Regions from separate parts of the Homo sapiens genome. Here region 2 is linked to region 1. The links are chromatin loops, found by intact Hi-C in ENCODE. Cell type or tissue: HepG2. All regions are shown on one strand. Links, peaks and the distances in the headings refer to the core of each region. The heading gives the core; the rest is flanking DNA. Region 1 overlaps KANSL3 (KAT8 regulatory NSL complex subunit 3). Region 2 overlaps CNNM4 (cyclin and CBS domain divalent metal cation transport mediator 4).

Region 1 (11,933 bases), core at 1,700-9,699:
AATACAAAAAATTAGCCAGGCCTGGTGTCGGGCGCCTGTAGTCCCAGCTACTCGGGAGGCTGAGGCAGGAGAATGGTGTGAACCCAGAAGGCGGAGCTTGCAGTGAGCCGAGATCCCGCCACTGCACTCCAGCCTGGGTGACAGAGCAAGACTCTGTCTCAAAAAAAAAAAAAAATTAAAAAAAGACAGCATTAAAAAAACCTTTTTTAATATTTGAAATTTCAGATTTATAAAAAGTTATAACACTAGTACAAAACAATTCCTATATACCCTTCACCTGATTTTCTAAATGTTAAACATCTTACATAGCCAAAGTGTAATTCTCAAAATCAAGAAATTAACATCTACATGATACTGTAATTTACAGACTCATGTTTCATCAGTTGTTTCCCTAATGTCATTTTTCTGGTCCAGCATCCAGCCCAGGATCACACTTGGATTTAGTTGCCATGTCTCCTCAGTCTCCTTTAATTTGATAGAGTTCCTCCATCTTTGTCTTTCACGACCTTGAGCTTTTTTTTTTTTTTTTTTTTTTTTTTTTTTGAGGTGGCGCCTGGCTCTGTCGCCTATGCTGGACTGCAGTGGTGCAATCTCAGCTCACTGCAACCTCCGCCTCCTGAGTTCTGGATAGAGTTGATCTATTAAGCTATAGGTATAGGAATTCTGGAGCGGACTGTCCTGGGCACTGTGCTTGGTTTCTTTACATATGTTATTTTGTTTAATCCCCACAACTCCATGAATGGGATGTTATGATTCCCCATTTTGCAGACACGGAAACAGGTTCGGAGAGGTTGCATTACCTGCCTAAGGCTAACATGGCCCTCCTTCTGGGGCTAGAAAATAAACAACCCAGAAAAGAAATACGTTCTTATTTTCATAGGATGCCGTGCAATGTGTAAGAAGTAAACATGTCATCCTTTTTGTTTCTTAGAATAAGCAAAGCAAAGAAGAAATCAGAAGGGTTGACTCAGAGCATGGTGGACAGATGTATTCAGGTAAACAGTTGTTTTGTGTGCTTTTCTCAGCTAGGCTTGCCTTTCTGTAGCCTTTTAGGTTTGGTCTTATTGGTAGTGGTCTCTTTGGCTCTAAGGCCTCCACTGGGGCCTCTGGTAGGTCTCAGTCATAAGCAAAGAAAAGAAAAATGAGAGTGGTGAATTAATGTAAGCAAAGCATCACGGGGGAGAGTGTTGGAAAAGTGGTGGAATGTGACCACCCCAGAGCTCCCCCTGACAGAGGCACTTGCTGGTCTTCTTGAACCACAGTTGCTCAGAAGCCTGGGATTTGCGCCAGACCTTGTTTGAGTGGGGAAGGACTGGCACATGCGGATGCCAGAGCTGAGGGAGAATCTGTTTTAGTTGGAAAGTATATGAGAGGTTCCCATTCTCCAGATGAGGACTAAAAGGCCTTGGTTGGCTCCTCTCTACACTAGGATGAGATTGTGGACTTTCTGACTGGAGTGCTCACTCGTGCTGAGGGTCACATGGGCTCTGAACCTCGGGATCAGGATGCTGAGAAGAAGAAGAAGCCCCGCGATGTGGCCCGCAGAGACTTGGCCTTTGAAGTCCCTGAGCGGGGCAGTCGACCTGCCTCCCCAGCTGCCAAGCTGCCCGCCTCACCCTCAGGCTCAGAGGTAGTGTGAGCAGGGAGGGAGCGCTTTTGCTGGGGAATCAGCACCACAGAGTTGGTTCCTTAATTTCCTGGGGATGCCTCTGTCTTATTAGTGCCATGGGCCTGTGAGTTCCTACAAGGGGAATTCCAGAGGGACATGCTGACTCATGGTCAGATCCTAGTAACATTGTCTCATCTCTTGACCTTCTCACCTTACTCAGGATCTCTCCAGTGTGTCCAGCAGCCCCACCTCCAGTCCCAAGACCAAAGTGACCACAGTGACCTCTGCCCAGAAGTCCAGTCAGATTGGAAGTTCTCAGCTGCTGAAGAGACATGTGCAGCGGACAGAAGCTGTGCTGACCCACAAACAAGCTCAAGGTATAGGCACTTGGCCAGTGGCTCCTCTTGGGTCTGTCTTCTGTAGTTCATGTCACATGGCAGTTGCACAGTATTGATATCTATGGCTTTTTTCAGGGGGATGTGAGAGGCGCCCTTTCTCACATTTCTGTGCAGGCAAAATTCAAAATTAATTATTGAAATGAATGCCAAGGCCTCTGAGTTAGTGGGGCTTTGTGATCACTAGTTATAGCTTTGTCTTGCTGTTCTGGGGAGGCTAGGCTTTATGAACATGTATATTGGCCTAAACTTTTTTCTACCTTGCCAGCCACTCCTCCAGTCGGGGCTCTCCAATCATATGTATTGGGTGATTGATTTTATTAATCAGATTCTAGGGTAACTCACCTGGCATCATGCCCTTTCTTTGTTTGACCCTTGAAGCGTTAAGATTCTCACACTGAGACTTTCAGTGAAGTTTATCAGGGTTCTCTGCATACAGGTTTCAGATGAAGCTGGGAAGTATTCCTATAGTCGAAAGTAAGAGTTTGGTGAGCTGCGAGTGCTATGAAAGGAGCTATAGAAAAGGGAGAGTTCATTGGGTAGGGAAAGAAGAAACAGTGGTTCTGTCCCCCTTCCCCCACATTGATCCAGTTGGGTGGCCTTGAGGTAAGGCCTCTTGGGCATTGGTGTTTAACGATGTGTCCAGGAGCATGTCACCTGAGCTTTTCAGGAATAGGGGTGCCTGGGAAGAGGCAGCAGCCAGAGCTGGCTGTCTGGCAGACAGACGTGGAGGGGATAGGAGGCTCATCTGTTTACTTTCCCTGTGTTTCTTTTAGTGGAGCCAAATGATCAGAACCGAAACCCAGACCTCTTGTGAGTTTGCTTATAAGAGTAGTACTAACAAGGAGTAGAAGTGTGAGTGGATGGGAGGAGTTGAGAAATGAGGCCAGGCCCCAAGGGTCTGCGCGGATGCTCTGCCATGGATCTTCATGAGTGGTGGCCAGAGCCAAGTCCCGTGTGGACAGTGTGTCTTTACACTTCTGAAGAAGACAGAGCTGGTGGTCTGCTGTGCTTCTGCAGAGGGTGATTAGTTGAGAATCTAAGGAGTTTGGAAGGCTGATTGGCGAGCTGGGTTTGAAATGGGGATCTAGGGTGTCATGGGGGAGAGTAGCAGCTTTAGAACCCTGGCTTAGCAGAGCTGATGGGCAAACGGGGAATACTAATAGCGAACATATATGGAGTCCTTGCTGTGTGCCATGCCTTCTTCATGGCACTCGCATTGCTGTAGTTTGTTGAGTTTTGGCATGGCCCCATGAGGCAGATAGTACTATTCAGTTTTAGATGCTTCTACAGACTGACTCCGTGGCAGAGTCAGGTTGCCATGCAGTAATTTCAGAAGGAGCCCCTATTGGCCATTTTCTACAACCTTTTTTCTTATTCCCTCTCTTTTTCTCCCTTCTCTGGCTGGCTGTGATTCTGTAATTCTTTCTGATTCATTCCAGCACAGTTTGCTGCTTTTCTGAAACAAAATATGCTGGTGAGGAAAGCTCTTCCTCCTGGCACCTCCTCCTGTCTCTTTGGTGAGTATTACTCTTTCTTGCCTGCTCGTCCACTACATTCTGCTCCTCAACCCCTTATTTATTTTCCATCTCTGCCTCTCATCTGCCTCAGTTTGGTTTCCTCCTGTTCTTTTCTCTCTCTTTCTTTGTATTCTTTTGTTTTGCTGACCCCTTTTGCTTACTCTGTAGTCTTTGCCCTTTTTCCATTCTTTTGTTTGCTTCTCATGGTGTTTTCTTTTTTGTCTCTTAGTGTGGTTCTTTCTTTCACTACGGTCTTGGCTCTGCTGCTTTTTTGTATGTCTGTGGCATTGCCTGAGTCTCAGTTTCCTTGTGTGTTTTTCTCCCTGCCTCCTGTCCTGTGTTTATCTGGTGGCTACAAGCCTACCAGCCACATATCAGCATAGAACCTGAAACTCCTTTCCCCTACACCCTCCTTCCTACTCTGATTTTAGCCAGTGCATTTGTCCCCTAAGCAATCCTTCTAGCTGGTTATGTCCTGACTGTTGCCTCATGCCAGGACCCCTCCTCCCTCCTCATGTGACTGCTACCTTCCTCCCCACACCAGTCTTTGCTTCCCTGTGCTACAAGAGGACTAGGGTGGACTTCTGGGTTTAAAGAGGAGGGAATCTTTGAGGAAGCTTGAAAGATAACCTAAGAGTCCAAAAAGCTTGGCTGTATACATGATGAGCCTGTTTGATTCAGTGGAAGTGGAAGCCCATGTGTGAACAGATGGCCTTTGTCTGTACTAGTACACATGACCTGGGGACTAGGTTGTGACATGGGCCAGTGTTGCCCTGTTACTTTTGGGTGGGAGCCGTGAGGTTGCCTGGTTGAGGTACTCTCTCTCCTAGTAGCTACTCATAGCCAGCTTTTAGTCCTGGTGACACTCCTCTTCATTGCCTCCATTTGGCAAGTGGATCCTCAACTGTGGGCTCTTAGGGCAGGGTGGGACTCTTGAGAGCCTTTGGAAAACTCTACTTTTTAGAGAGGACTGGATGACCTGCTCCTCCATGAGTTCTCATAGAATGTTTGATGTCTCCAACTGTGTGATGATGTGGGGAGGGCTTCAGACAGGAAGATGATCACATTTTTTGAGTCTGAGAAGGACTGTTTACTCATTCTGTTGAATCCTCTATTTTTGTTGTTGTTGCCATTGGCCTTGGCTAGGCAGGGTCAGGATGTCTTCTGTCTTTTAATTCCTACCAACTCAGGGCCCCTTCTCTTCCGATTCCAGTGCAGGATGAGGGATGAGAAGGGTGCCATCCTCTAAGAAGGGCAAAGTGGGGTCCCCCACGGACAGGGCCTGAGTGAAGTGGTCCTGAAGCATGGGCAGTCTCCTTTGAGGGGTGGCCCTGTACGTAGAGTGGTTATCCTGTGTGTTCTACATTCTACACATGGCTGTGTTGGTGCTGGTATTGACTGAGTGTCTGTTGGGATTTTTTGGATTGTGGAGGATCTCAACTCAGCTCCATGTCTTAGTTCCCATTTCATCAGAACCACCAGAGGAAGGAGAGAAAGAGGATCTTAGGGTTCAGCTGAAGCGACACCATCCCTCGAGTCCCCTTCCTGGCAGTAAGACCTCCAAACGACCGAAGATCAAGGTGTCCCTTATCTCCCAAGGGGACACAGCTGGAGGGCCTTGTGCTCCTTCCCAAGGAAGTGCTCCAGAAGGTGAGTTTCTCTTGGTACGTTAAATGAGAACTGAGCTCTCTCAGGTACACAGCATTGCCCTTTGGTGGCCATTCACCAGCATGTCAGCCTTTGCTTTATTTTGAGAGATGCCCGGAGCAAAGAAGACATGAGTCTGTACATGTGGGTAAAGTTGGCATGAGTCCATCTGAATGAGGACCAGGCAGGCAGAATATGAGAGGAAGCTGTGCCATCGTTCAAAGCATCCTATATTTTGTTCTTTTTTTGTTGGCTTCAATTAAAGGTACAGAATATTTCAGGAAGTTTAGAAAATAGAAGGAAAAAATAACCCCAACTCTCCCTACTCTAGCATAGTTCATCTTTTTTCATTTTCCAGTTTTCGTCCGTAATATCTTGCATTTAGCCTAAGCTGTGGAACCTGGAAACATAGAGGCCAAATAGGACTGACCAGGGGCCTTGGGGTTTTCTGTTTTGAAGCTGCAGGTGGGAAGCCCATCACCATGACACTGGGGCAGGCTTCAGCAGGGGCCAAGGAGCTCACAGGACTTCTCACCACAGCCAAGTGAGTGTTTATTGGACCATCTGTGTCTATTCCTTTTTTCCCTTCCCTCTGTTTCTGGTTTATTTAGTGCTTTGGAAAATGATGGATTCTGGATTCTTGTCAGTTTTGGAAATGTGACTTACTTCTGATTGGGATCTTTGTCTTGCTTTTGAGTCAACCCAGAGTTCACTTTTACTTAAGACTCCAAATCGTCCCCTGGCTTTTGCTATAAGTCCTGTAAGTAAGGACTTTTAGAAGACTAGAGGCCAGGTACAGAAAGTGGGACAAAGAAGCTGAAGGTTTTTGGTGTATGTCTGCTGCTGAAAGCCTTGCTGGGCCCCACTCTGTACCCTGCCAGTGTTGCTAGGGCTTGCTGTCCTGTGACCTTTGGATAACAGAGCTCCTTCCTTTGTCTCCAGGTCCAGTTCTTCTGAAGGTGGAGTCTCAGCCAGCCCAGTCCCTTCAGTGGTCTCCAGCAGCACTGCACCCAGTGCCTTGCACACACTGCAGAGCCGCCTGGTGGCCACATCTCCTGGCAGCTCCCTCCCAGGTATCTTGTGGCCCAGCATTCTCCCCTTCCAACACAGAATTTTTGGTCTGCTGCTTCTGGGTGGTCCTGGGAAAGCATCCCTGGAGCTAAATCCATAGGATGGGCCTCTGGGTCTTAGAGTGATCATAGAGGCTTGACGTGAAGCTGGAATTAGCTTGGGCAGAGGGATTCCTTGGCCTTGAATAAATGCAGTGAGTAAATGTCCTGGTCTGCAAGTGAGTAAATGTTCCAGTCTACAGGTGCTGTATCCTCTACTGTAAGGAGAAATAGCCGATAGGACATATATGTATAGTCAGCCTTTCTTATCCACAGGAGATTGGTTCTAGGACCCTCACCACTACCAAAATCCATGGATGCTCAAGTCCCTTATATGAAATTATGTCATACCGTTGGAATTCTATATCCACAGGTTTCTATCCGTGGTTGTTTGAATCTGCAAATCTGCTGTGAAGCTCACAGATAATTGAGAGCTGACTGTGGTTTTACTTTGCTGTTTTAAGCACATCTGCCTGAATAAAACTGGAAATGGTGCTACACTGGGCATTAGCAAAATGAGACATTTTTCTGTCTGTGCTTGTCTCTCTCTTTGTCCTACCCACTAACCCTACTTTGAAAGGCCTGTTGCCTGAGCCCAGCAGGGCCAAGGCATTGCAGAAACCCTCTCCTGGCCAGGCATGGTGACTCACACCTGTAATCCCAACACTTTGGGAGGCCGAGGTGGGTGGATCACCTGAGGTCAGGAGTTTGAGACCAGCCTGGCCAATATGGTGAAACCCCGTTTCTACTAAAAATACAAAAAATTAGCCGGGTGTGGTGGTGGGCACCTGTAATCCCAGCTGCTTGGTAGGCTGAGGCAGGAGAATCGCTTGAACCCAGGAGGTGGAGGTTGCAGTGAGCTGAGATTGTGCCATTGCGCTCCAGCCTGGGCAACGAGAGCGAAACTCCGTCTCAAAAAAAAATAAAATAAAATAAACCCTTTTCCTTTAAGAGAACCTTTCTTATTGCTTTGAGGCTACTTCCTTACTGCTTTGATTGTGTGAGGCGAAGTGAAAGTTGGATATTTATAATTCTTTTGGCTTAAAAAGTTCTTCCCTGGAAAGAAAGGAACAAACTTGGATTTCTCAAAATGGTCTAAAATGTATGACTGATGGTTTGCAGCAGGTGCAGAGCAAGTCCGGGGCAGTGTCTGGCACAGTACCTTTCCTGTGTGGCATCCATTGCGTGTGTGCCTAGTTGGGGAGAGCTTCCTGCCTTCTCTCTGAGGACGGGTGTCCAAGGGCAAGCACCACTGGTGTTTTAGTTGGTGGTGAGGGTGGATGGATGTGGCTGCTCTCGGGATAGTGCAAGTGATTGAGTCTCTACTGATTCCTGCTATGTCCTCTCTTAGGGGCCACATCAGCCAGCAGCCTCCTCCAAGGCCTCAGCTTCAGCTTGCAGGATATCAGCAGCAAGACCTCTGGCCTTCCAGCAAATCCCTCCCCAGGACCAGCCCCACAGGTGCACATCTGCCATCTGCTGGGCTGGGCAGGTGTAGGGAGGAGGCCTCCTCAGCTTAGTTGGTTTTGGCAGGGAAACTAGGTCTGGAGTCAGTGGATCAAGGACAAACAGCCTTCTAGCTACATAGCAGGGAACTTACAAAAGTTAAGGTCTATCATTTACTGTGTGACCTTGGGCAAGTTTCTTGACCACTCTGTTTTTGTTTCTTTGTCTATAAAATGAGGTAATAATAGTACCTCCCTCATAGAGTTGTTATAAGAATGAAATAATATATGCAAAATGCCTGGAAGAGTACCTTGCATGTAGTAGGCACTCAATACATGTTAGCCTTTAATAATATGCTGTGGGCCCTCCAAGCTCGAATGTTGCTGTTGGGCGACAGCTTCTGATCACCTGGGCTTGTGTGTCCCACAGGCCACCAGTGTGAAGTTGCCCACCCCCATGCAGAGCCTGGGTGCCATCACCACGGGCACCAGCACCATTGTCCGTACCATTCCTGTGGCCACCACTCTCTCCTCCTTGGGTGCCACTCCTGGTGGGAAGCCCACAGCCATCCACCAGCTGCTGACCAATGGGGGCCTCGCTAAGTTGGCAAGCAGCCTCCCTGGCCTGGCTCAGATCTCTAACCAAGCATCAGGTGAGTCTCTCATGAGAACTGTGGGGACTCCCAGATCTGGGATCTTTCCCCCAGGACCTTCCCATCTCATGTGGGCAAGGTATGATGTTGAAACCAGTCCCACAGGGTCCTGGCATTGACCTTTGGATTCAGCTGTGTGGACCCATCCCCCAGAGAGGTTGAGAGAACACAGGCTGTTTCCTGTTGCCTTTCAGATTGACTGATAGGGCATAGATGACCCAGCTGGGGAGGAGGCCAAGGGACTGTGTTATGTGGGGGAGAAGCTCTCCAGGAAAGGAAAGCCTCAGTAGAAGGTGGAGAGTGTGACTCAAAAATTCTGCTTCTCTCTCTTTATCTCAGGCTTGAAGGTCCCCACCACCATTACTCTGACACTTCGTGGCCAGCCGAGCAGGATCACTACACTGAGCCCTATGGGCTCAGGAGCAGCCCCATCCGAGGAGTCCTCTTCCCAGGTGCTGCCCTCCAGCTCACAGGTGAGTCTGCCAGGAAGGACTGAGGACATGGGCTTCATTATTGGGAAGTTTAAGACCAGCTGACTGGCTGATTGAAGGGGCTGCCCATGCACTGGACAGACGAGATTCAGATTCAAATTCAAATCTGTATTCTGGAGTTTGTGGCTTTATAATATTGAGCGAATCATGGACATCTTTGAGCTTCCTCTTCTACATCCCTCCCTTGATATTGTGAAGAGTACATATGTTCAAGTGGGTAGCAGTGTCTAGTATTTAATGTTTTTGTTTACTTTTCCTTTCGTTTCATTTTTTTCTCATCCTTGGTTTCATCCTTCAGAGGTTATGAGTAGAGGCTACTTGGCTAATGCTCTTTCTTTGTTTTTATTTTTATTTTTTGAGATGGAGTCTTGCTCTATCGCCCAAGCTGGAGTGCAGGGGTGTGATCTCGGCTCCCTGCAACCTCCACCTCCCCGGTTCAAGCAATTCTCCTGCCTCAGCCTCCCAAGTAACTGGGATTACAGGCGCCCGCCACCATGCCCGGCTACAACAGGGTTTCACTGTGTTGACCAGGCTGGCCTCGTACTCCTGACCTCAAGTGATCTACTTGTCTCGGCCTCTGAAAGTGCTGGGATTACAGGTGTGAGCCACCGCTCCTGGCCCTTTCTTTGTTTTTAAGGACATGGAGACAGAGATATCTCACTATGTTGCCCAAGCTGGCCTTGAACTCCAAGGTTTAAGTGGTCCTCCCGCCTCGGCCCCCAAGTATAATACTCTTTCTTTGACATTGGCTTTCTAGCACTGTGCCTTCCCATATCTTAGCATTTATTGCTGTCTTTTTAGGGCACAGCTAGGTTTTTATAGGTCTCACCCAGGAAGTCATGATTAGTTTCTCTTAGCTGATCTAATTTCCCCTGTGACCTTTTCAAGTCAAATATTTCTAATCTTAAAATGGTAATCTGAGGAGCCACTCAAAGATTAGAAGTTAAGCCAAAAAACAGTTTGAGTCTAGTACTGAGTGTGCTTTCCTTCAGTATCCGCTATACAGCCAAGGCCTTCCTGTGTCTCCCTGTCCTTTCCACCATGTCAACCTGCTTGTGAACTGGAGGTGCAGTGATAGTTCCTGAGCCATTCTAAAAGCTCTTCTGTCTCTTCCTCTTTAGGGAAAATACTGCACAGAGGTCAACACCTGACATTCGTTGGGATCATAGCTACCTTTTTTTGCAGAGGGATGGAAATGTTTTAATTTTATCTTATTTCTTATTTTTTCAATTATAAAAATGATTATGCTTATTTTAAATAATTCAAACATTATAGAAATAATTAATTTAGAAAGGGAAAGTTTCCCATGATGCTACTCCTAGAGATGATGTTCACTGTTAATAGCCTGATATGGATCCATTCAAATTTTTTTTTCTACACAAAGTATGTTATTTTATTTATTTTGTACAAATATGGGATTACAGAGTATGGACTGTTTTGTAACTTGCCTTTTTTTATAAATCATGTCGTGACACGTTTCCCTGTCTGTGTCTTTTCAGAGGCTGGCTAGTATTTCACTGAGTAGATGTATGAAGATGTATTTCACCACCTTCTGTTAGGTAGATAGCTGGGTTCTATTTTGGTTTTTGATATTTTAAATAATGCTCTGGTGAACACTTGTTTATTCTTGTGTACCTCTGGGAGCATTTCTCCAGGCCAGAGAATAAGTAGAGGATGTGTACCTCTAATATCTGGGCAGCTGCTCACTAACTGCCCTTCAAAAAGTTTTTGCTACTTTACAATTCTAGCCACGGTGATGAAAATATGTTTCATATTTTGTGGAAATCAAAATTTTAACTTTATTAATCTGGGTGAAAAATGAAATTGTTTTAATGTGCATTTTCCTGATTACTTAAGAAGTTTTATGTCTTTTATGAAATGTTTGTCATACTCTTTGAATTATAGTGGCTTTGTATATTCAGATGTTAAATCTTTATCTGTTACACAAATTACATATATGTTATTCCTGTCAGTGGCTCATATTTTTTTTTCTTTCTATTGAAGCATTCATTGAATGTCAGTCAGTCTTTTAACTTTTATTTCTAGATCATACAGCCATTTAAATGTTTCATATAGTAAAATCTTCAAATATTTTCCTTTATAGCTCCAAAGTTTTATGCCTTAAGAAAGCTAGCCCTATCACAAGAATATAAAAGTAATCCTTTTTGTTTTTAAAATTTGAATTGTGGTAAAACATATATAACATACAATGTACCATTTTAGCCATGTTTCAAGCTTACAGTTCAGTAGCATTGAGCACATTCACATTGTGGTACAGCCATCACCACCATCCATCTCCAGAACTTTTCTGTCATCCCATATTGAAACTCTCTCTTTGTGTTTTCTTATAATGCTTTTGCTTGTTTCCTTTAATTCCTTATAGTTCACTTTTGTATGTTAAGTGAGGTAAGGATGAGTCCATTCATCATTCCTCCACTCATCTAAAATCCACTGCTGTCACATTCTAAAGTACTGAACACATATGGGCCTGTTCTGTAGTTTTGAATTTGTCTATCCTACGCTGGCCTTCTGTTATGGGTTGATAGTATGGATCTTGAAGTTAAGGGAGTGTCAATTCTGTTTCTAGTTTGCTAAGATAATCTTCATTCTTTTCCTTTCTCATGATAGTTTTGAATTTTTTCCATTATTCTTTTAGAATCACATGAAATGAATGAGGATAAACATTTCCTTTTTTTTTTTTTTTTTTTTTTTTTTTGAGACAGTCTCACTCTTGTCACCCAGGCTGGAGTGCAGTGGCACGATCTCAGCTCACTGCAACCTCTGCCTGCCAAGTTCAAGCTATTCTCTTGCCTCAGCCTCCTGAGTAGCTGGGACTATAGGCTCATGCCACCACCCTCAGCTAATTTTTCTATTTTTAGTAGAGACAGGGTTTCACCATGTTGTCCAGGCTTGTCTTGAACTCCTGACCTCAAGTGATCCACCCACCTTGGCCTCCCAAAGTGTTGGGATTACAGGCGTGAGCCATCATGTCCGGCCAACGTTTCCTTCTAATCAGTTAAAATGATGAGTTACTTTAATAGGTTTCCTAATATCAAACTGTGTG
Region 2 (11,933 bases), core at 2,658-10,657, 200 kb before region 1:
TGAAAAGTCATTAACAAACAACAGTTCCAGAGAAAAGCCAGGAAAAACTCCCCATGGATTTAGAGACAGAGCTCTCACCTTCAACAGGTTACTTTTTCCTTGTCTCAGGCTTCCTTGGAAAACAACCTATAACTAACTTTCTGGGAGTAAAGCTTCAGGTGGAAGAACAATTGGATCAAACTTGGAAAACGTAAGTGGTCATTTAAATTGTCAGTACCCAAAGATACAAAAAAATCCAATATGGGGCACGCAAAGCTGCTCCTGGAGTGGTTTCCCTTTTGCAGTAGAGGCCTCAACAGTCCTTGACCAGCTTCTCCTGTGGCTGTGCCATTCTTTACCCCACCCCTGGTTAGCATCAGTGGAGACACAGCCACTTGACCTTCAGACCACTGTTGGCCCTCCCTGGGCCGTTTTCCTTACTGGTCTTTTGGATCAAGACATTTCCATGTTATATCTAAATATTTATTCTTGAGTTTTAAACCCACCGGCTAATTCCTGCTTCTCTCTCAAGCCTTAGCTCATATGCTGCTCCCTCCGAGTGATCTTCCTTGACCCTCGACTAGGTTGGCTCAAGGTTATTGGAGCTATGTGCTCTCCCCATATCATCCAGTACATCCCCTGTTGTAACATGTATTCATTTATTCATTCAACAAGTATTTCCTGCATTGAGTCCCTGCAGTGTAGCAGGTACTGTTCTAGTGTTGGGACTGTAGTGGGAATAAAATTAAGTCCCTACCCTTGTGAGGCTAGATTCTAGCGCAAGGACGATAGAAAATACCCAAGTCTATATTTCAATATTTGGTAGTAAGTGCTATGGAGGGAAAAAGGCAAGATAAAGAGACAGATGCTGGGGTGATGCTGATTGAGATGGGCTAATCGGAAGCCTTCTCAAGGAGATGGCATTTGAACTGAGGCTTAAATGAAATAAGGGGTGAGCCTCGCCAAGACTTAGGAGATGTGTCCCAGGTCAGGGAGACAGCAAATGGAAAAGCTGTGTGTGACTGTCCCCCTTGGGGTGGTGGGAAGGTTCTTCATTAAATTCACAGAGGGGTTGGTAGTACCTGGCGTGCGAAAGGGATTTAAACGTGTGGAACAGATGGATGAAGATAATTTACAAATCTTGCCCCAGACACAGACGTTGGCATGTGTACCTCTTTTATCTGGAATATCCTCTTTTCTTTGTTGCCTACATAGATGCCCCCAGTTTGTCTACTCCATTGAACTTTGCATGCTTGGAGCCCCTGGCCTCAGCACACTCAATCGCACAAGCCAGCCTGCAGCACCTGTACAGCACCATGGGAGTCCCCTGCAGAGCTGCAACTTTGAGAGTGGGTATAGTGACGTAACTCAGGTTCTTCAAGGGATGAACACTCCAACTTTGAAACCACTAGCCTGTAGGTGTGGACGAAAAGGCAGCTGCATGTTATAAAACAATATTACTCATACTTTTGGATCAAGCTTCTTTCAGTCCCATGGGTAGGGAGGAGGGGCAATTTGCTGAAGCCCACTGCCCTTCCAGTACTCACAAGCCAAGGGCCCTATGGGATCTGTTTCACAGGACTCATGCTTATGGCAGCTGAGCACATCTGTCCTGTATGTCTGCCAGCAGCCACGTCCCTCTCACTCCTGTGACGACAGCCTTGACTATATTTAGAAATTCCATTTCTGATTGCATTTCACTGCTGAATGGTCCTAGAATCCTTTATTGCCCTTGTCCCATCACAAGAGACAGCCAGCCACAGCCACTTTTATCTCAACAACATACTGAATACTGACAGAACAAACAGGCAAGTTGTAGATTCACCAGGATTTATACATATTTGATTTTTTATTACCAATCAAAAATAAATTCCATATATCGTTTAGCAAATATCATTGTTTTGTGACAAAAGACACAAGAGTCATAACAACAAAACTCCCCGAGAGTCAAACTCATAACGCCAAAATAAATCACAAAAATATACAAATTAAAATATTATGCAAAATAAATACGGCGGCTGTCACCTGCCTACCCATTTGGATGCCCTTTGCAAAGGTCTCCCTTACGTGGAAGACACAGTGGGTGGGCCAGTTCCAGGGTATGGCTCATCCCAGGAACCAGAGGTTGAAATAGGAAGGGAAAAATTGCACTGGGAAGAGGAAGTCATCAGACAAACAATATTTGGAAATAATGATGACCCTCTGTGAGAAGGGATGATCAATGGGCCAGGGAAGAGGAGGAGGGCCAGCCAGTTGGTGGTAACCGTGTGCACAGAGGTCACTGTGGAGGTGTGTGCACCTGCCCCTTTTGCTTCACATACCCCCACCAATGTCTTTTGCTCTACCTGGCAGTCAGGGCTGTCAGGAATATAGCTCTGCCAGCTTCCAAAAGGACTTGGGAGCAAGCTGCTCCTGTACAAGACTAAGGGCTTTCCCCCACTAGGGAACAAAAGTCTGGTGTCTTTTTTCCTTACAGTTGAGAACCCATGGGTGTCACCACCTTCTCTCCAGGCTTCCAGGAGTCAGTTCTATGGCTAGGAGACCTCAGACTGGCCAGGGGTAGGCATACTTGGTGCAAGACAATCCCTGGTCCTAAGAGTTAGGATACTCTAGGCACCTGGAGAGCAGGGCACTTGGGGTGAGGAAAGGAGTGAATAAATAATAATCAGGCGGAAGGCCTGCAGAGTTTCACCTGCCAGGCTCTCGGGACCCAGCTCCTGCTGCACCCAGTGGAAGGACCAACATGGACCTTGGTCCCACAGCCTCCCCAACCCTGGGAAGCCTGGAGTTTTGCAGCAGGGCCTGATTCAGCCCCAGGGAAGAGGCGCCAGGGCAGGAATTCACATGAGGGCAGAGCTCTTAGTACAGTACTACTAACTTCAGCAAGGGCAGGATGACCTCTCACGCTAGGATCACACGTGTGAGAAAGAGGGGCTGCAAGCTGCATGCCTTTAGGAGGAGCCCTCCTCTCCTGAGGTTCCATAAGTGGGTGGATAAGGCCAGGTGAGCCTTGCCAGCCACAGAGGAGAGGACATAAAGAACCTGCTTCCGTGGCTTCCCACATGTCCTCTTGTCTCCACCCCCAAGAGGGACTGAAGCTTGGGGATTCGAAATAAGGGGTCTGGGAAAAAGGCTTCAGTCAACAAGTCAGCCTTGACTGTCATTGTGGGGCGGGGGTGGTACTGACTGCTAACAACGCAGATGCTGATGACTGACAGTTCCTTCTGGAACCAAAAGGAAGAACCCAGACAAATCACCTCCAACACAGATGCCCTCCCGCCGAGGGAGAACCTTTGGTAAAAGTGAGGGCAGGGCCTGGGGAGCAGGGGTGAGCAATCAAAGGCCTGAGACCCTGCCTAACACTTGAGTCAGCCCTGTCACAAAGGGCCAGTTGTCCAAAGGGCCAGATGGGAGGCAGGGTGGGGATGTGTCCTCAGCTGAGTCCCGACTCACCAGGAGAGGCTGTCGGCAGAGTTCTAGATTTCTGGGTACAGCAGTTGACAACAGATGTGCTCCTCTGCATAGCTCAGATTATCATGTCCCTGATCACAGCTACCCAGGAGCTCGTGGCCTCAGCGTTGTCAGATAAGCTACAGCGCAGGTGCTCAGGCAGCTGATCTCCATGCCATTTTGTTCTTTGCTTCTGTGAAGAGCTGTCTTCCTCCCAACAGATAAGCCTCCACTGGCAGGCTCTGGGATCCCACCTCCGGAGGAGGAGGAGGAGGAGGAAGGGAGAGCTCCCTGAATCAGGGACACAAGCTGGAAGGCCATGGCTGGGAACAGATTATGTCCGTTGCTTCCCGGGACAAGAAACCCTTCCTCTTTTATAGTTTTTAGGAAAAAAATATTTTTTTTTTAAATAAAGTTCCTTAACCCTGTCTTCCCTTCCCAAAATGATATTTAAAAAAAAGTGATGAGCCTACTTTAGAAATTCTCTCAGTAAAAAACAGCCTTTGCTTACGGTAGCTGGCCCACTGCCCCCCCTATCCAGGGCTGGACAGTGCCACCTCAGAGCTACTCAGAGGTCCCTGGCAGAGGCCAGATCCCCCATAGGCTGGGGGCCATCTGGCTGTTCAGTCAGACAGGCTATCTATCCGTATCCTTTCTGGACTAACAGGTTCCCTCTCTTCATGTGGGCCCACTGGGGAGGCCCCCGCAGGGTGGGCAGGGGGCCCCGGGCCCTCCTGTCAGATGGCATTCTCGTGGGAGGCTTTGTGCAGCAAGGAGTTACGCTCGTTGAGAAGAGTTGTGGTCTCGTCCACCACAGGCAGCTCAGACTTCTCGGCCAAGTTCTCCATGTGGGTGGTGCACCCGTCTATGGGAAACTGAGGGCTGTTCTCCATGCGAGAAGCCAGCAGCCCGTTCTGGTACTGCTGCCGAGTGATCTGCATGAGGAAGGGATGAGTTCATGGAGGGAGGGGCTGGGAGGCAGACCCTATCACCAGGCCTGGAGAAACAGGGCCAGGATTGAGGCTGTGAGTTGAGAGAGAACATGACCAGTCAGCGTCTCTGGAAGCCCTTACAAAGAACAAGGTGCACGAACAAGAGAAGAAAGCATCTCAGGGCTGGGCACAGTGGCTCACACCTGTAATCCCAGCACTTCAGGAGGCTGAGGCGGGCAAATCGCTTGAGCCCAGGAGTCTCAAGCCAACTTGGGCAACACAGTGAGACCCCATCTCTATAAGGGGAAAAAAAAAAAAAACCCGAAGCCACATGCACACCTGTAGTCCCAGCTACTCAGGAGGCTGAGGTGGGAGGAATCCTTGAACCCAAGAGTTCAAGGCTGAAGTGGGCTATGATCACACCACTGCATTCCAGCCTGGGCGACAGAGCAAGACCCCATCTCCAGAAGAAAAAGGCATCTCGGGTTTGGGCCCACCATGCTGGGTTTGGTGGATGAAAGTAGTAGCTGATTCCTGAGCAGAAGATAGCACTGCCCAGACAGGGCAGTGAGGCACTCACCTTGATGTACTGCAAGTCCACGAGTGCCCGGACGCTGAAGTCAGAGATGTACTGGCCCAGGACAGAGCTGCCAAACTGGTTGCTGCTGCCTGCCAAGGTTGCTGCAGTTGAGACGTCTGTGCGGTCTGGGTAACTGAGGGAGGCTGAGCGGCTGAGTGGGGTGGGGTGTGCTGGGGAACGGTCTGCAGGGAGAGCAGAGGTTGTCATGCCAAAGGCCACTCCGATGCCCACTCTCACCCTCATGTCTCACCTCATCCCATGGAAGCCCAGGGACACCCCACCCAGGAACAGGAAGTCATTCTTAGGGACAAACAGAAGCATGTAGAAGGTCTGACTGCATAAGGTCTGACTTCGTTAAAGCAAATGAATTAGTTTGTTTAGAACTATTGTGCAACAAGTATTAAAAAGTCTACCAAAACAAATCAACCAAACAGAAAATAAAAACCACAGACTTAGAAAGTTTATGGCTACAAAATCTCTCGTTTCCCACAACAACCAATCAGTCAAGGGCAACACAATGATCATCCTAGCAGGACAGGCAAACTGCCATTCTTAGGCTGGGCACAGTGGTTCACATTTGTAATCCCAGCACTTTGGGAGGCCGAGGCAGGAGGATGACCTGAGGTCAGAGTTGGAGACTAGGCTGGCCAACATGGTGAAACCCCATCTCTACTAAAAATACAGAAATTAGCCAGGCATGGTGGCAAACACCTGTAATCCCGGCTACTTGGGAGGCTGAGGCAGGAGAATCGCTTGAACCTGGGAGGTGGATATTGCAGTGAGCCAAGCTGGCACCACTGCACTCCAGCTTGGGTGACAGAGCAAGACTCTGTCTCAAAACAAACAAGCAAACTGCCATCCTTGTCTCAATACCAGCTTGTATCAAGTGACATAAACTGCATACTTTTAAATAAAAAATATGCATTAAAAGGAAGAATGTATAGTTTGCACTCTCTCTCTGTGAATACACACCCCACACATAAGATGCCCCGTCACACCTTTTCTTTGGAGACAGAGTCTTACTCTGTCACCCAGGCTGGAGTGCAGTGGCATGATTTTGGCTCACTGCAACCTCCGCCTCCCAGGTTTAAGCAATTCTGCTGCCTCAGCCTCCTGAGTAGCTGGGATTACAGGTGCCCAACACCACGCCTGGATAATTTTTTTTCTTTTTCTTGTTTTTTTGGTTTTGTTTTGTTTTTGTTTTTGTTTTTTTGAGATGGAGTCTTACTCTGTCACCCAGGCGCATTCCACCATGCCTAGCTAATTTTTTTTTTGTATTTTTAGTAGAGACGGGGTTTCACTGTGTTAGCCAGGATGGTCTCGATCTTATGACTGCTGGTGATCCGCCTGCCTCAACCTCGCAAAGTGCTGGGATTACAGACAGGTGTGAGCCACTATGGCCCTGCCAGCCCTGTCACCTCTTAAATGCTCTTATCAGGGGCTGGGCGAGGTGGCTCACACCTGTAAGCACCTTAGGAGGCCGATGCGGGCAGATTGCTTGAGCCGGAGTTCAAGACCAGCCTGGGCAACACAGCAAAACCGCATCTCTACAAAAAATACAAAAATTAGCCAGGCGTGGTGGCTTTTACCTGTGGCCCCAGCTCCTTGGGTGGCTGAGGTGGGAGGGTCACCTGAGCCTGGGAGGCGGAGGTTGTAACGAGCCGAGATTGTACCACTACACTCTGTCCACCCGCCGAACACCCAAAAAAGAAAATGCTTTTATGGAGTCAAAAGTGTGTTTTGCACACAACCTACTCAGCGTGAAACACAGTCCTACCCACTTCCACCTGCAACCCAGCCAGCCTGGCCGGGGCGGGTCAGGGTGACAGGCGCTTCTCCCCTCTCATGAGGCAGAGTTGTAACAATCTCGAATCTCGAATAAGAGTTGTAACAATCTTGAATAAGGAAGAATGGGCTTCTTATTTTGAAAAAGAAACTGCTTTTTCAAATGATATACGTTACTGTATATCATTAACTTGTTTTTGAGAACACAGGAAACCATGAAACGCACAAAGAAGTTAATTGTGAAGACATGCAGGATGGTTTTAAACAAACAGGAAGCGGACTAAGCTGATTTGCTTATTTAACTATTAAGTTACTAAGTTAGCCATTCTAACAAATTGCCAAGTGAAGAGAACAAACATACTGAATCTAGTGACTCAATGACCAATACAATTTTTAACTAAGGGCGCGCGCGCGCGCGCGCGTGTGTGTGTGTGTGTGTGTGTGTGTGTGTTGGATAGCTAGGGAAGGAAGAAGAGTAGAGATGAAGAACAAAGGGGAAAATAAAAATTAAATGAGACAAAAGAGGGACCTGGTAAGGTCTTAGTGGGTCGTGAACTGAGGATAATCATTAATTCAACTCTGAACCCAAGATCTAATTAAATAAAAAAAAAAGAGAGAGAAGTCTGAGTTCAAGTCTTTATGACTGACGTTATCAAAAGTGGTTTCATGTTTATGTAGCTCTGTATTTTGTAGATTTGAGAACATTTTAGCTGGAAAGCTAGTAATTTCATGTTCCTAAAACATCTAATTATTTTCATAAAACTGAAAAGAAGGTGTCAGCCCCCCGCCCGGCCAGCCGCCCCGTCCGGGAGGGCGGTGGGGGGGTCAGCCCCCCGCCCGGCCAGCCGCCCCCTCCGGGAGGGAGGTTGGGGGGGGTCAGCCCCCCTGCCCGGCCAGCCGCCCCGTCCGGGAGGTGAGGGGCGCCTCTGCCCGGCCGCCCCTACTGGGAAGTGAGGAGCCCCTCTGCCCGGCCACCACCCCGTCTGGGAGGTGTACCCAACAGCTCATTGAGAACGGGCCAGGATGACAATGGTGGCTTTGTGGAATAGAAAGGCGGGAAAGGTGGGGAAAAGATTGAGAAATCGGATGGTTGCCGTGTCTGTGTGGAAAGAAGTAGACATGGGAGACTTTTCATTTTGTTCTACACTAAGAAAAATTCCTCTGCCTTGGGATCCTGTTGATCTGTGACCTTACCCCCAACCCTGTGCTCTCTGAAACATGTGCTGTGTCCACTCAGGGTTAAATGGATTAAGGGCGGTGCAAGATGTGCTTTGTTAAACAGATGCTTGAAGGCAGCATGCTCGTTAAGAGTCATCACCAATCCCTAATCTCAAGTAATCAGGGACACAAACACTGCGGAAGGCCGCAGGGTCCTCTGCCTAGGAAAACCAGAGACCTTTGTTCACTTGTTTATCTGCTGACCTTCCCTCCACTATTGTCCCATGACCCTGCCAAATACCCCTCTGTGAGAAACACCCAAGAATTATCAATAAAAAAATAAATTTAAAAAAAAATAATAAAAAAAAAAAAAAAAAAAAACTGAAAAGAAGCCAGGGTATAACAACAGAGACTAAACTGAGTAATACTCTATCTTTGTGCTTAAGTAAAGCTTTGATTTTTATTTATAAAACTAGGAAACTACAGTTTCCTAGTTTACAGTTTATAGTTTATAGTTTCTCAGGAAACTGGCCATTCTATGATGAGGTTGTGGTATTCCCATGCAAGAACAGGAAATATTTTAGAGGATCATTAGAGGATCAAGTGCAAGTATCTAATGAGTAACATCTCTGATTAAGTTCTAGGAAAAGCAGAAATACTAGGGGTATTACTTAATACTTCACATAGCTATCTGAATGATGGAATGCTTTTAATTAATGCTAACACTCTAGAAACAGGAACTGAATTTTATTTTTAAAATAAACAATTTATTTTCTTTTTCAACTGAATTTATTTTATTATTATTATTTTTTAAAGGGTCTTGCTATGTTACCTCGGCTGGTTTGAAACTCCTGGGCTCAAGCGATCCTCCTGCCTCAGCCTCCCAAAGTGCTAGGATTACAGGAATGAGCCACCAAGCCTGGCCAAGAGACTGAATTTAAAACCAACACAAATTAGTGACATGGGCAGAGTGCGGTGGCTCACACCCGTAATCCCAGCACTTTGGGAGGCTGAGGCGGGCGGATCACCTAACATCAGGAGTTCAAGACCAGCCTGGCCAATATGGCAAAACCCTGTTTCTACTAAAAATACAAAATTTGGCCAGGCACGGTGGCTCACGCCTGTAATCCCAGCACGTTGGGAGGCCGAGGCGGGTGGATCACGAGGTCAGGAGTTCAAGACCAGCCTGGCCAACATGGTGAAACTCCGTCTCTACTAAAGATACAAAAAATTAGCCAAGGGTGGTGGTGCATGCCTGTAATCCCAGCTACTCAGGAGGCTGAGGCAGGAAAGTCACTTGAACCTGGGAGGTGGAGGTTGCAGTGAGCTGAAATCGCGCCATTGCACTCCAGCCTGGGCGACAGGGTCAAGACTCCATCTCAAAAAAAAAAAAATACAAAACTTAGCTGGGGGTTCCTGGCGCACGCCTGTAGTCCCAGCTACTCGGGAAGCTGAGGCAGGAGAATCACTTGAACCCGGGAAGTGGAGGTTGCAGGGAGCCAAGATCGCACCACTGCACTCCAGCCTGGGCGTCGCAGCAAGACTCCATCTCAAAAAAAAAAAAAAAAAAAAATTAGTGACGTGACCTATTAAGATTAGAGGTCCGGCCAGGTGCAGTGGTTCATGCCTGTAATCCCAGTGCTTTGAGAGGCTGAGGTGGGGGAAGTCTAGGAGTTTGAGACCAGCCTGGACAACATAGTGAGACCCCCATCTCTACAAAAAGTTAAAAAAAAAATTGCCCAGCATGGTGGCACCTGCCTGTAGTCCCAGCTACTTGGGAGGCTGAGGTGGGAGGGTCACTTGAGCCCATGAGGTTGAGGCTGCAGTGAGCTATGATTGCACCACTGCTCTCCAGCCTAGGTGACAGAGAAAGAACGTGTCTCTTAAAACAAACAAACAAAAAAACAGAGGTCCTAGAAAAAATTCACCAAAATCCATTTTGTCTCTGAGAGATGAAATTATGATACTTTTTAATTTTTTCAAGACTTTTTTCTATTTTCCCAATAAGCTACCTTACTTTTATGAGTAAAGCAAAAAATAAATAAAACAAAAACTGCAAGGTTTTTTTTTTTTTAGACAGAGTTTCGCTCTTGTTGCCCAGGCTAGAGCGCAATGGCACGATCTCAGCTCACTGCAACCTCCGCCTCCTGGGTTCAAGCGATTCTCTTGCCTCAGCCTCCCAAGTAGCTGGGATTACAGGCACCTGCCACCACGCCCGGCTAATTTTTGTATTTTTAGTAGAGATGGGGTTTCACCATGTTGGCCAAGGCTGGTCTCGAACTCCCGACCTCAGGCAATCCACGCACCTCGGCCTCCCAAAGTGTTGGGATTACAGGCATGAGCCACCGCGCACGGCCAACTGCAAGGTTTTGACCTGGTAATTTCATTGTTGAAAGGATATCCTAAGGACATAACCTTAAACACAGGGAAAGTTTTTTGCTTTTTTGCATAAAAAAGTTTATATCATGGTATTGTTTATAATAAAGACCCCCATGAATATGCATAAAGCGTAAAGTGGAGAATTAATCAATGAGGGCACACCTGCTCTCAGGATTCAAACCACAGGTGCATCACCTCCCGGCCATCCATGAAACCAGAGCAAGCCCAGAGGAGGGGAGGGAGGCTGAGGTCACACTGGGGAGGTTTGAAAGGGACAGGGAGTAACTGCTTCTAAGTCACCTTTTCATCTACTTATTTATTTATTAAACAGAGGGTCAAAATAGCAGAGTATACCTTGGAACAGTTCAGATGGAAGAAGGCCCAGCTGTACAAATGTAAAATGGATATCCCCGGGCTGAGGTGACGGGTTTTTAGGGCAGTTGGGGTGTGAGGAGCTGAAAGATGCTGGTGCTGCTCCTGATGGGCACAGGCCACACCTGATGAGACCAGCACCGTCCTGTGCCCTCTGCGGCCTGGTTGCACACGGGAATCCCAGCAAGCCTCAAGCTGAATGAGTCTGACCCTATTCCCACCGACTCCCCGGACAGGCATCAGGAGCATGACACATCCAAGGCCAGAAGCAGCATATGGCACTGGCCTTTCCTGAAAGACTTTCTGGTTGGAACACCACATTTTCATTGTAATCAGGAAAAAACAGAAATAATAATAATTGAGCTCTAACTCAACATTTTACATGAATTCTCTCACGTACTCTCCTGATAACTCTTATGAAGGGGGTACACGCATTGTTCCCATTTCACAGAGGGGAAAGCAGAAACAAAGACTATCATTTAGCCAGCAACTGTGGAGGTGGCTCTTGACTAGGCAGTCTGACCCGGGGCCATGCCCCTCATGGCCTCGCAGTTGCCTACTGGGCCAGCAGCTGAACGGGAAGCAAAGCTTGTGAAGAAAATCGGAAAGTCTTTTAGAGAAAGCTGATGAGATGACAAGTCACCCTGACACGGTGTGTGGGTGGCCTGGAGCAGGAAGTGCTTACCCGCTGGGGTGCGTCTCCTCTTGGCCGTGGAGGGCAGCAGGCTGGCCGGTGCTCACTTGGCTGGGCCAGGAGCAACCCTCCACTCCCAGCCTATCCTCTGGGTGTGCATGTGTGTGTGTCTGTGGTTGTGTTTCTGTGTGTATGTGTCTATGGATGTGTGTTTCAGTGTGTGGTATCTGTGTGTGTGTGTGTCTATGGGTGTATCTGTGTGTGTCTGTGTGTGGTATCTGTGTGTCTCTGTGTTTGTGTGTCTATGGGTGTATCTGTGTATATATACCTGTGTGTCTGTGTGTCTATGGATGTGTATCTGTGTGTGTCTGTGTGTGTGCCTATGGGTGGGTGCTTCTGTGTGTGTGTGTGTCCATGGGTGTGTGTCTGTGTGTGTCTCTTTGTGTGTGTGCCTATGGGTGTGTGCCTATGGGTGTGTGTTTGTGTGTCTATGAGTGGTGTATCTATGTGTGTATGTGTATCCTGGTGTGTCTACGGGTGTTTCTCTGTGTATGCCTCTGTGGCATCTGTGTGTCTATGGGTGTATCTGCATGTGTGTTTCTGTGTGTGATATCTCTGTCTATGGGTGTCTGTAGTATCTCTGTCTGTGTGTGTGTCTGGGTGT

The links. Hi-C counts contacts between places; a loop is a spot of excess contacts. Peaks named below come from ENCODE experiments on the same cell type or tissue, not always from the same donor. Only the 100,000 strongest peaks of a DNase experiment are listed, where the experiment ranks them.
Region 2: it touches region 1 in a loop (16-fold over the local background); 15 of 110 quality-filtered maps call a loop at or near these places.

The regions. Positions count from the first base shown.
Region 1 is chr2:96,598,561-96,610,493 of GRCh38, reverse strand. It overlaps KANSL3 (KAT8 regulatory NSL complex subunit 3), which reads left to right. Exons shown (of 21, transcript NM_001115016.3): 12 at 932-995; 13 at 1,430-1,630; 14 at 1,830-1,986; 15 at 4,983-5,174; 16 at 5,631-5,715; 17 at 6,114-6,244; 18 at 7,632-7,741; 19 at 8,156-8,378; 20 at 8,718-8,851. Among named protein-coding and RNA genes, the nearest start is that of KANSL3, 34 kb to the left of the region's middle. RefSeq lists an enhancer at 1,305-2,504. In HepG2, for the core only: CTCF peaks have their summits at 6,205 (motif pointing left) and 7,758 (motif pointing left); DNase peaks (open chromatin) are centred at 1,823, 6,173 and 8,513.
Region 2 is chr2:96,801,751-96,813,683 of GRCh38, reverse strand. CNNM4 (cyclin and CBS domain divalent metal cation transport mediator 4) reads right to left here. Exons shown (of 7, transcript NM_020184.4): 6 at 4,942-5,123; 7 at 1,810-4,364. The coding sequence ends at 4,167. CNNM3-DT (CNNM3 divergent transcript) reads left to right here and starts at 27. Exons shown (of 2, transcript NR_149141.1): 1 at 27-190; 2 at 1,195-1,445. RefSeq lists an enhancer at 11,232-11,281. In HepG2, for the core only: no CTCF peak of the experiment used is centred there; DNase peaks (open chromatin) are centred at 2,763, 3,373 and 7,013; H3K4me3 peaks cover 359 bases.